Linked DNA regions of Homo sapiens: all the other regions are linked to region 3. The links are chromatin contacts, found by Hi-C or POLR2A ChIA-PET in ENCODE. All regions are on one chromosome and are shown on one strand. The core of a region is the stretch at or near the end of the contact, and the rest is flanking DNA. Distances in the headings are between cores, read along the strand shown.

What was found. Hi-C counts contacts between places; a loop is a spot of excess contacts on that map. ChIA-PET counts read pairs that join two places held with the same protein, here RNA polymerase II (POLR2A). Pooled maps may share reads with other maps.
Region 1: a pooled map shows a loop between it and region 3 (27-fold over the local background). The contact joins the promoter of ZNF414 here to the promoter of CCL25 in region 3. A Hi-C loop is called at or near these places in 3 of 37 single-sample maps with no recorded cell type and 5 of 50 pooled maps. POLR2A ChIA-PET finds 5 or more read pairs at or near these places in 1 of 52 experiments (OCI-LY7).
Region 2: a pooled map shows a loop between it and region 3 (7-fold over the local background). The contact joins the promoter of RPS28 here to the promoter of CCL25 in region 3. A Hi-C loop is called at or near these places in 6 of 50 pooled maps. POLR2A ChIA-PET finds 5 or more read pairs at or near these places in 3 of 52 experiments (A673, Caco-2 and WTC11).

What each region holds. Positions count from the first base shown.
Region 1 is chr19:8,512,881-8,515,804 of GRCh38, reverse strand. It overlaps ZNF414 (zinc finger protein 414), which reads left to right and starts at 1,638. Exons shown (of 8, transcript NM_001146175.2): 1 at 1,638-1,761; 2 at 2,464-2,776. The coding sequence starts at 1,759. RefSeq lists a silencer at 1,628-1,937.
Region 2 is chr19:8,319,760-8,322,828 of GRCh38, reverse strand. It overlaps RPS28 (ribosomal protein S28), which reads right to left and starts at 1,333. Exons shown (of 4, transcript NM_001031.5): 1 at 1,260-1,333; 2 at 1,126-1,173; 3 at 738-876; 4 at 1-557. The coding sequence starts at 1,298. The coding sequence ends at 754. NDUFA7 (NADH:ubiquinone oxidoreductase subunit A7) reads left to right here and starts at 1,454. Exons shown (of 4, transcript NM_005001.5): 1 at 1,454-1,521; 2 at 1,923-1,972. The coding sequence starts at 1,471. It overlaps KANK3 (KN motif and ankyrin repeat domains 3), which reads left to right. Exons shown (of 11, transcript NM_198471.3): 11 at 1-245. RefSeq lists enhancers at 1-430, 431-1,398, 1,305-1,544, 1,399-2,366, 2,367-3,069.
Region 3 is chr19:8,051,172-8,054,296 of GRCh38, reverse strand. CCL25 (C-C motif chemokine ligand 25) reads right to left here and starts at 1,537. Exons shown (of 6, transcript NM_005624.4): 1 at 1,475-1,537; 2 at 1,175-1,297. The coding sequence starts at 1,247.

The DNA.
Region 1 (2,924 bases), core at 389-2,888, 460 kb before region 3:
CTCCAGCCTGGGTGCAGTGCAAGATGTCGTCCAAAAAAAACAAAACAAAACAAAAAAAACCCTACAGTTGCCTAGAACTCAACGAATACCTCTTGAATGGCAGCATGATGAGATCTAAGATGATCTCATCTTAGATGATATGGCAGCAGAGAGATCTAAGATGTTAGATCTACCTTACCGCCCTCTCAACAGCCCATCCTACTCCAAGTGACTGCCAGGAATCAGATGATGCGCCTCCCCCTGCTAAAAATTCATCAGTGGTTACAACATAAACCACACTCCTCTCTCTGCACCACTCCCATGGCCCTGCGTGACCTGCCGCGCACCATATTCGCTTTCTGACCTCCACACCCCGCCTCCACTCTGCTCCAGTGGTGCCCTGGCCACCTCGCTGCTCTTTGACCAAAATAAGCCCGTCCTGCCCCACTCCAGGACATCACCACCAGCTATCCGGTAGAGCCCCCTGCTCCTCGGGCTTTCCACCAGCTCACTCCTTGATCATCTGGAGACAGCTCCGAAGTCACCTCCTCAGAGTGGCTTCCCTGACCCATCACTTCGACATTTCATTGTTTCCTTCATTGCTCTGAATAGGACAAAAGATTGTTTTTGCACTTGTTGATTTACTATTTCCCCATTTTTATTTAACTTTTAGAGATGGGGGTCTCGCTTTTTCGACCAGGCAGGAGTGCAGTGGTGCCATCACGCTCACTGCAGCCTCGACGTCCCTGGCTCGAGCGATGCTGTTTCCCCATTTTAAAATGTGAGTGCAAGGGGAGGCGAGGTGGCTCACGCCTGCAATCCTAACATTTGGGAGGCCAAGGCGGGAGGATCGCTTGAGCCCAGGAGTTTGAGACCGGCCTGGGCAACACACAGAGAGACCCTGTCTCTAAAAAGAATTTAAAAATTAGCTGGGCATGGTGGCACACGCCAGTAATCCCAGCTACTCGGGAGGCTGAGATGGGAGGATCGCCTGAACCCAGGAGGTCAAGGCTGTAGCGAGCTATGATCGCATCACTGCACTCCAGCCTGGGCGACAGAGCAAGACCCTGTCTCAACACTATAAAAAATAAAGAACTGGCCGGGCGCGGTGGCTCACGCCTGTAATCCCAGTACTTTGGGAGGCCGAGGCGGGTGGATCACCTGAGGTCAGGAGGTGACGACCAGCCTGGACAACATGGTAAAACCCAGTCTCTACTAAAAATACAAAAAATTAGCCAGACGTGGTGGTGGGCGCCCGTAATCCCAGCCACTTGGGAGGCTGAGGCAGAAGAATCGCTTGAACCCAGGAGGCGGAGGTTGCAGTGAGCCGAGATCGCGCCATTAAACTCCAGCCTGAGCAACAAGAGCGAAACTCTGTCTCAAAAAAAAATAAAAAATATAAAGAAAGAACTGCTGTTTATCGCCTGTCCAGGGCTGATCTTGGGACAAGACTAGAGGGATGAAGGTGCCCACTTTGAAGACTAGGACAGCGAGGTCATCCCGGATCTCCGTGCACGGAGTCTGCTGAAGTGCGCGCTGACTGCCCGGGGATAGATAGCAAGATTGCACCAGCGTCCGACCTGAGCTCCAGGGTGACTCTGCCCTCAGGCCCCGCCCCCTCTCCGAGCGCCCTGCGCAGGCCCCGCCCCCAGTCTCGCGAGAGCTGAGAGGTGGAAAATGGCGCTGACGTGAGCGCGAACTCGCACTGCCCAGAGGGTGGCCGCCGCCTAAGCTGCAGCCGCCGGAGCCGCAGAAACAAGAGGCCGAGCCGTGTCGAAGATGGTGAGCGCGGCACCGGGGTCGCGGGCGCGGCGGAGCTGCGGGGACTGGCGGGGAGCGGCCCTGTCGCGCCTACAGCCTCCGGCCGACCCCGCCCCCACATCCGGGCACCCGTCCGCCGCTGGCTGTCACTCGGAGAGCGCCCTACTTCCGGGCCCGGCCCGGAATGGACCACGCCCGTCAGGCTAGGACTCCGCCCCTAAACTTCTTACATCCGGGCCCCCAGCACCTCCAAGATTGTCCACACTGCTCGAGGCCGGCCGGTCTCGGTCCTCAGACAATCCATGTCTAGCTCCTCTAGCATCTTCCCAGTCCATGCCTGCCCATAGCCCCGCCTCCGTAGCCTTGGCCCCGCCCACTCCCTCTAGGCCACGCTTGTGTGCATACTGGGGCTCCCACCTATCCTAGTTGAGGAGAGCAGATGTTTCTCCCGTATGCATAAGGAGCTCAATCCGGGCCAGTGCAGTGGCTGACGACTCTAATCCCAGCACTTTGGGAGGCTGAGGCAGGAGGATCACTTGAGACCAGGGGTTCAAGACCAGTGAGGGCAACATGGCGAGACCCCATCTTTATAAAAAGAAAAAAAGAGCTTAGTCCACCCTTACGTATTCCCCTATCCTCTCCTGCTGGTGATTCCTTAGGATGGGGGCCGACTGGGTTGACCCAGAGCCCAGAAGGGTTCTCTCCGCCTCTTCCTTCCACCAGGAGGAGAAACCCTCAGGGCCCATCCCAGACATGCTGGCCACTGCAGAGCCCAGCTCCAGTGAGACCGACAAGGAGGTGTTGTCCCCGGCTGTGCCAGCTGCAGCCCCTTCCTCCTCCATGTCGGAGGAGCCAGGCCCTGAGCAGGCAGCCACACCGCCAGTGTGGGAACGTGGAGGGGCTGGAGGGATGCAGCAGGGCTCCTCCCCAGCCCCAGACAGCTGCCAGCCTGGCCCCGGACCCAGCCCTGGCCTGACCAGCATAGTCTCCGGGACCAGCGAGGACCTGCGGCCTCCCAGACGACGCCCACCTCCAGGTGATCTGTGATGGGGTCTTCTGGGGAATCACAGTCCCTGAAACAATAGAAGCGAGACGTAGAGAATCTCTAACCTCAGGGCCTTTCTAGAGGGATGCCACTCATCATTTTACGGAGCAGCCGGTGGATGCCAGGCTGTGGCTCCAAT
Region 2 (3,069 bases), core at 84-2,583, 270 kb before region 3:
CTGGCTCACTACACCTAGCTGTGGGGAGATCTCCTCGTCAGTCACCTCAGCCTTTGGCGCACAGAAGGGTCCAGGGTCCCCTGCTCAGAGGCTAACACTGGCCGAAGAGAAAGGCAATTTCAGTTGGGGTGACTGTGGCAGGAAGGGGCTCACTCTGGCCCCACCAAGGTGAGGTGGGGACCAAGTGATAGAGCCCTGATCCACCCACTCTCTGAAACTTCTTTGCTAATAAAACATTCCTACTACGCTTGTGTTTTGTTTGGGGTAGAGGGTGCAATCGACAAACACGACCCCCCGCCTCAAAAAGGAAAAGCTTCGTTTGGCAAGACCGCACGGCCAGGATTTCCAGAGTGCGGAGGATCGGTGACCGCCTGGGAGCCACTCAAGAAACCTGGAGAAACCCTAGTCGTATAACCCAGACAAGAACCTGAGTTAACTTGAAACACAAACGCTTTATTTAAAGGAGCATCTCAGTTACGTGTGGCGGACAAAAAAAAGGAGCAGACTGTGACAGACCATTCCCATCGGCCAAGTGGTCGAACCCGACATCCAAGACCCTGTAAACAGACCCAAACATGAGATGTTGACAGGCCCCGCAGCAATTGGCAAACTCCCGCCTCCCTCTTGTCAGTCTCTGTATGTAGACTCTGCCTCCCAAACCCTCTCACCCTGGGCTTAACGAAGCCTCCCTACCACCAACCAAAGGTCTATCAAAGGGGTGTCCTCTTTGCACCCACCAGCGAGCAGCCAAGCTCAGCGCAACCTCCGGGCTTCTCGCTCTGACTCCAAAAGGGTGAGCACGTCGCCCTCGCGCACGGGGCCTTTTACATTGCGGATGATGGATCGGCTCGTGTCGTCCATGAATTCCACGCGCACCTACGGGTCCCCACCGGAGTGGAGGAAGAAGTAAGGGCGGGCCGCGGAAAGGCACCGCGGAGTGGGAAGCAGATATGAATTCAGAGAACGTGTCGGGGCCAGAATACAGATCGTTAAAGGGAACCATCAGAACCCCGTGATGAAATGAGAATCGGCTCCCGGATTCCGGCTGGCAGGGGTTAGGGCAGGGTAGAGGTCACATCAGGGTTTAGGTCGCCGGCAGTCGGCCAAATGCCCCCACCCGATTACCTGCGTGCACTGTCCCTGAGAACCGGTCCTGCCCAGGACCTTGGTGACCTGGAGGAAAGAAGCTGGGTTCAGACCCGGCCCGTTTGGCTCCTCTAATCCCTCCCCCTGCCCCCAAATTCGGGCCCCCACCTCACCCTGGCCAGCTTGATAGGCTGCACACGGCTGGTGTCCATGATGGCGGCGCGGCGGCGGTCTGGCGGAGAGGAGTCACGTGCTTCGGGGAGAGCCTTTATAGGACGTTCTAGCACCGCCCACTCCCGTCTCGCGATACCACGCCGCGTCTTTCCCAGCAGCCCCAGCGGTGGAGACGTCACCGGCTGCGCCCTTCAGTATCGCGGACGGAAGATGGCGTCCGCCACCCGTCTCATCCAGCGGCTGCGGAACTGGGCGTCCGGGGTGCGCGGGGCGGACAGGGCTGCACCATGGGGGGCTTCGGGCTCCGTGTGTCCGGGACCCGCTCCTGCTCCTCACCTCCCTCCTAAGCCGGGACCCTTCGCTCTCCCCGAATCTCCCTGGGAACCCCCAGCTAGTCACCCCTTCAGCCCGGGACCCTCTCCTGGCCTGGGAACCACTCAGGCCTGGGATTTCCCCAGTCCCCGACCTTCTTAGCCTTGGATCTGTGGGCCCGGACTCTGGCTTTGCTCTTCACCTGCAGGACCCACATCCGTTTCCCCGAGTGTTCATCCCCTGCCTTCCCTTAAAATGCGCATCCCCGGACCATCCCTGGTCCCTTGCCCTCTCCTTTCCTCTCTCCTGGGGTGCCTTGCAGGCCGACCTCTCCTCTCCTCTTCCCACAGCATGACCTGCAGGGGAAGCTGCAGCTACGCTACCAGGAGATCTCCAAGCGGTGAGCAGGCCCCGCTCGCTGCCCAGCCTCTGGCTCTGTCCTTTCTCCACCAAAAACGAAATCTGTGTTCCTTTAGACCCCTGAAACGGAGGGCTGACATCCTGCCACCAGTCCCCTGCCAGGCTGTGGAGGCAGAGGTTTGCCTTTAACCTTGCTGAACTCCGGAGGACAGCCCTCCTGAAACAGCGAGGCCGGGCGTGCATTCTGACTGGCAATCAGGCTAGATTTGCAGTGCTCAGCGTGGCCATGTTAGTCAGTGTTATCCCCAAGCTACAGATGAAAAAAGAGGTCCAGAGAGGCGAAATCATTTGCCTCAAGTCACTCAGAAGCTAAAAAGTGGCAGCGGGGACTTGAACCCAGAAGTGTCCTGATTTCAGACTCATTTATATTAAAATATTAGTTGATATTTACAAGCCCCCGTCATGTATGACCTCAGCCTTGGGTTTAACTTTGTGAACCAGGAAAGTTCTTATCCACATTCTTTCATGGACGCCACATTCTAGGGAGAAGCATAGTAGGGAAACAAACACAGCAGGTAGTATTGTTCTGGAATGCTTTGAAGACAAAACAAAATAAGTGGAAGCTGGAGGGTGGCTACGTAAAGTCAGATGATTGGGAAAGATCTTTCTTTGGAAATTGACAGTTGAGTCCCCTGAATGATGGGAAGGACCCATTCAAAGAATAATTATTGAAAAAACATTCTGACCGGGCGCGGTGGCTCACGCTTGTGATCCCAGCACTTGGGGAGGCTGAGGCAGGCGGATCACGAGGTCAGGAGTTTGAGACCAGCCTGGCCAACACAGTGAAACACAGTAAAACCCCCTCTCTACTAGAAATACAAAAATTAGCCGGGCGTGGTGGCGCGCGCGGGTAGTCCCAGCTACTCGGGAGGTTGAGGCAGGAGAATCGCTTGAACACAGGAGGTGGATATTGCAGTGAGCTGAGATCGCACCACTGCACTCCAGCCTGGGTGACAGAACAACACTCTGTCTCAAAAAAATAAAAAAGAAAAAACATTCTGAGCAGAGGGAACAGGAAGGGCTAAGAGTGTCAGGCTGGACAGAGCCTGAGTGGAAGGAGGCCAGTATGGATGGAAC
Region 3 (3,125 bases), core at 288-2,787:
TCAGACCACAGCCCAACCCCCTTCCCAGGCAAAGGCCAAGGACTTGGACCCATCAGACCCAGCCGAGGGGCAGGTGGGTCAGGTGGGGGCAGACAGGGAAGGAGGGTGGGACCCTGGGTCTGCCGCCCAGCCAGGGACCCTGCTTTGGCCAGCTGCTGAAACTCAGAGGATGTAGGACCCAGTGTCAGGGCTCCCGTGGGGACACCCCAGGCCCAGGAATTGTCCTTTGGCGACTGAAATCCTCAAGTGCTTGCTCTGCGGTAGGGAGTGGGGAAGAAGGAAAGAGTTCCCTATTAATAACAGGAACAGTTACTATTGCCGCCGCCAGACATGAGGCCTAGTCTTTTGCAGGCATGAGCTCACTGGACCCTCAAGTCAGAGCCATGCAGTGGGAATTTTAGATTCCCACTTTGCAGCTGAGGAAACGGAGGCTCCTAAAGGTTTAGGAAGCCGGGCACAGTGGCTCAAACCTGTAATCCTAGCACTTTGGGAGGCTGAGGCAGGCGGATCGCCTGAGATCAGGAGATCGAGACTACTCTGGCCAACATAGTGAAACCCCATCTCTACTAAAAAATACAAAAATTAGCCGGGCATGGTACACACGCCTGTAGTCCCAGCTACTTGGGAGGCTGAGGCAGAAGGATCGCTTGAGCCCAGGAGGCGGAGGTTGCAGTGAGCCAAGATCGCGCCACTGCACTCCAGCCAGGGTGACAGAGTGAGACTCTGTCTCAAAAAAAAAAAAAAAAAAATGGTTTAGGAGCAACTAACTCTCAGCTGGACTGCATGGAGGGACCAGGATGGGAATCCACTCTTGTCAGTCTCCAGGGCCCTGATCTCCAACCCCACCCCTGGCTCGGCAGGATTAGGATTCTACAATACATCCCTGGCAGTAACTGGCTTTGCCCACAGCTGGAAGCCACCCTCTGCTCCCTCACATCTTTAGGAGTCTTGCAAAAGACTCCATGGGGCTCTCGAAGAAGGAACTGGGGACTCTCCATCTCCCCGACCCCATCCCAAGAGCTAACCAAACACCAGGAGTTCCTGCATGTCAGGAGCGGGAGAATTCAGTGGAGATGGGATTGGGGAGACTTCCGGAGGAGATAAGAGACAAAAGGGGTGGGGTGGGGGCATGGGGAGAGGGGCACTTGGTGGTAGGCATTGCCGAACACAGTACCTTGGGTGTGGACAGCGGGGGCCCAGGCTCCCAGGAAGCCGGCCACCAGGCAGGCCAGGAGCCACAGGTTCATGCTGCAGGCGGGTCCTCCTCCCTGGGCACCTGGACGAATAACGGGGCCACCTGGGGTCGTGGAGGGAAGTGGTAAGGACTGAGGAAGAGGAGGGGAGTGGGTACTGGGAACATCCCCCCTCTTAAGCCCCAGGCATATGGCAAGGGAAGGAGGTTGTATAAAGTAGGAACAAGTTGTGCTGGAGGGAAAAGCTGTTCATCTCAGTCATGTTCAAGGAAAAGACTCACCGATATCCACTGGGTCAAGGGAGCTGATGCCCGCCGGGCTGTAGGCCAAGCTGTCCCATCTGCAGGACCAACACGCTGAGCTTCACTCTTTATAGACAGAGCCCCACCCAGCCACCCCCTGCCCGCCCTCCTCCCTTCCTCCTCCTCTCCACCTGCACTCTCAGCCTCTGGAATTCTCCCTCTTCTACAGCAAGCTCCAACCTCGACCCACAGGCCCCCTTGCCTCCCCACTCCCCATCCCAGGCCTCCCAGCCAGCACCCCTACTGTCTCCAGAAAGGGCCTTTTCCCCTGTTTCCCTCACCTGCACACACCTGGTGGACACTGGCTGCCTGCGAACAAGGCTCAGACTGCCTTGAGCCCCCAAACAAGCCCTTACCTTCATGCTCCCCCCGCCCTCAAGCCACCTGTTCCCTGGTGGGTCCCCAACTTCACTCCATTTCCCTCTCCTTCCACACCATGGTTAGGTAACTTAGCATGTCACAGAAATCCTCTGGTTGTGATCACAGGCAAATCCATAGAAACAGAAAGTAAATTAGCGGTGGCCACAGGATGGGGGGAGGGGAGAATGAAGGACTGACTGTGAGAGGGTATGGGTTTCCTTTTGTTCTGAAATTAGATGAGAGTGATGGTTACATAACTCTATGAATATAGTCAGCACGGCACAATGGTGCACCTCCCACCGGTGAACAACCCCAACAAGAAAGAAACTCTCTAGGCCAGGCATGGTGGCTCATGTCTGTAAGCCCAACACTTTGGGAGGCCGAGGCCAGAGGATTGCTTGAGCCCAGGAGCTCAAGACCACCCCGGGCAATATAGAGAGACCTGCGTCACTACAAAAATTTTTTAAAAAATTAGCCTGACGTAGTAGTGCATACCTGTAGTCCCAGCCACTCAGGAGGCTGAGGTGTGAGGATTGCTTGAGCCTTGGAGGTTGAGGCTGCAGTGAGCTGTGATCATGCCACTGCACTCCAGCCTGGGCAACAGAGCAAGACCCTGTCTCAAAAAATGGAAAAAAAAACGGTGGCCGGACACAGTGGCTCACACCTGTAATACCAGCACTTTGGGAGGCCGAGGCAGGCGGATCCTCTGAGGTCAGGAGTTCGAGACCAGCCTGGCCAACATGGCAAAACCCCATCTCTACTAAAATTACAAAAATTAGCCGAGTGTGGTGGGGGGGCACCTGTAATTCCAGCTACTCAGGAGGCTGAGGCAGGAGAATCGCTTGAACCCGGGAGGCGGAGGTTGCAGTGAGCCGAGATTGGGCCACTGCATTCCAGCCTGGGCGACAAGAGTGAAACTCTGTCTCAAAAAAAAAAAAAAAAAAAAAAACAAAAGAAAAAGAAAAAATGGAAGAAATGTTTTGTTTTTGGAAGAAAAGCCAGGAGCCCCGGGTAGCCATGCCCTCAGGAAGCAAAGCAACATTCACCGAGAAGGCATGTCTTTTTTTTTTTTCTTCTGAGACGGAGTCTTGCTCTTTTGCCCAGGCTGGAGTGCGGTGGCGCTGTCTCGGCTCACTGCAAGCTCCGTCTCCCGGGTTCACGCCATTCTCCTGCCTCAGCCTCCCGAGTAGCTGGGACTACAGGCTCCCGCCACCACGCCTGGCTAATTTTTTGTATTTTTAGTAGAGACGGGGTTTCACCATGTTAGCCA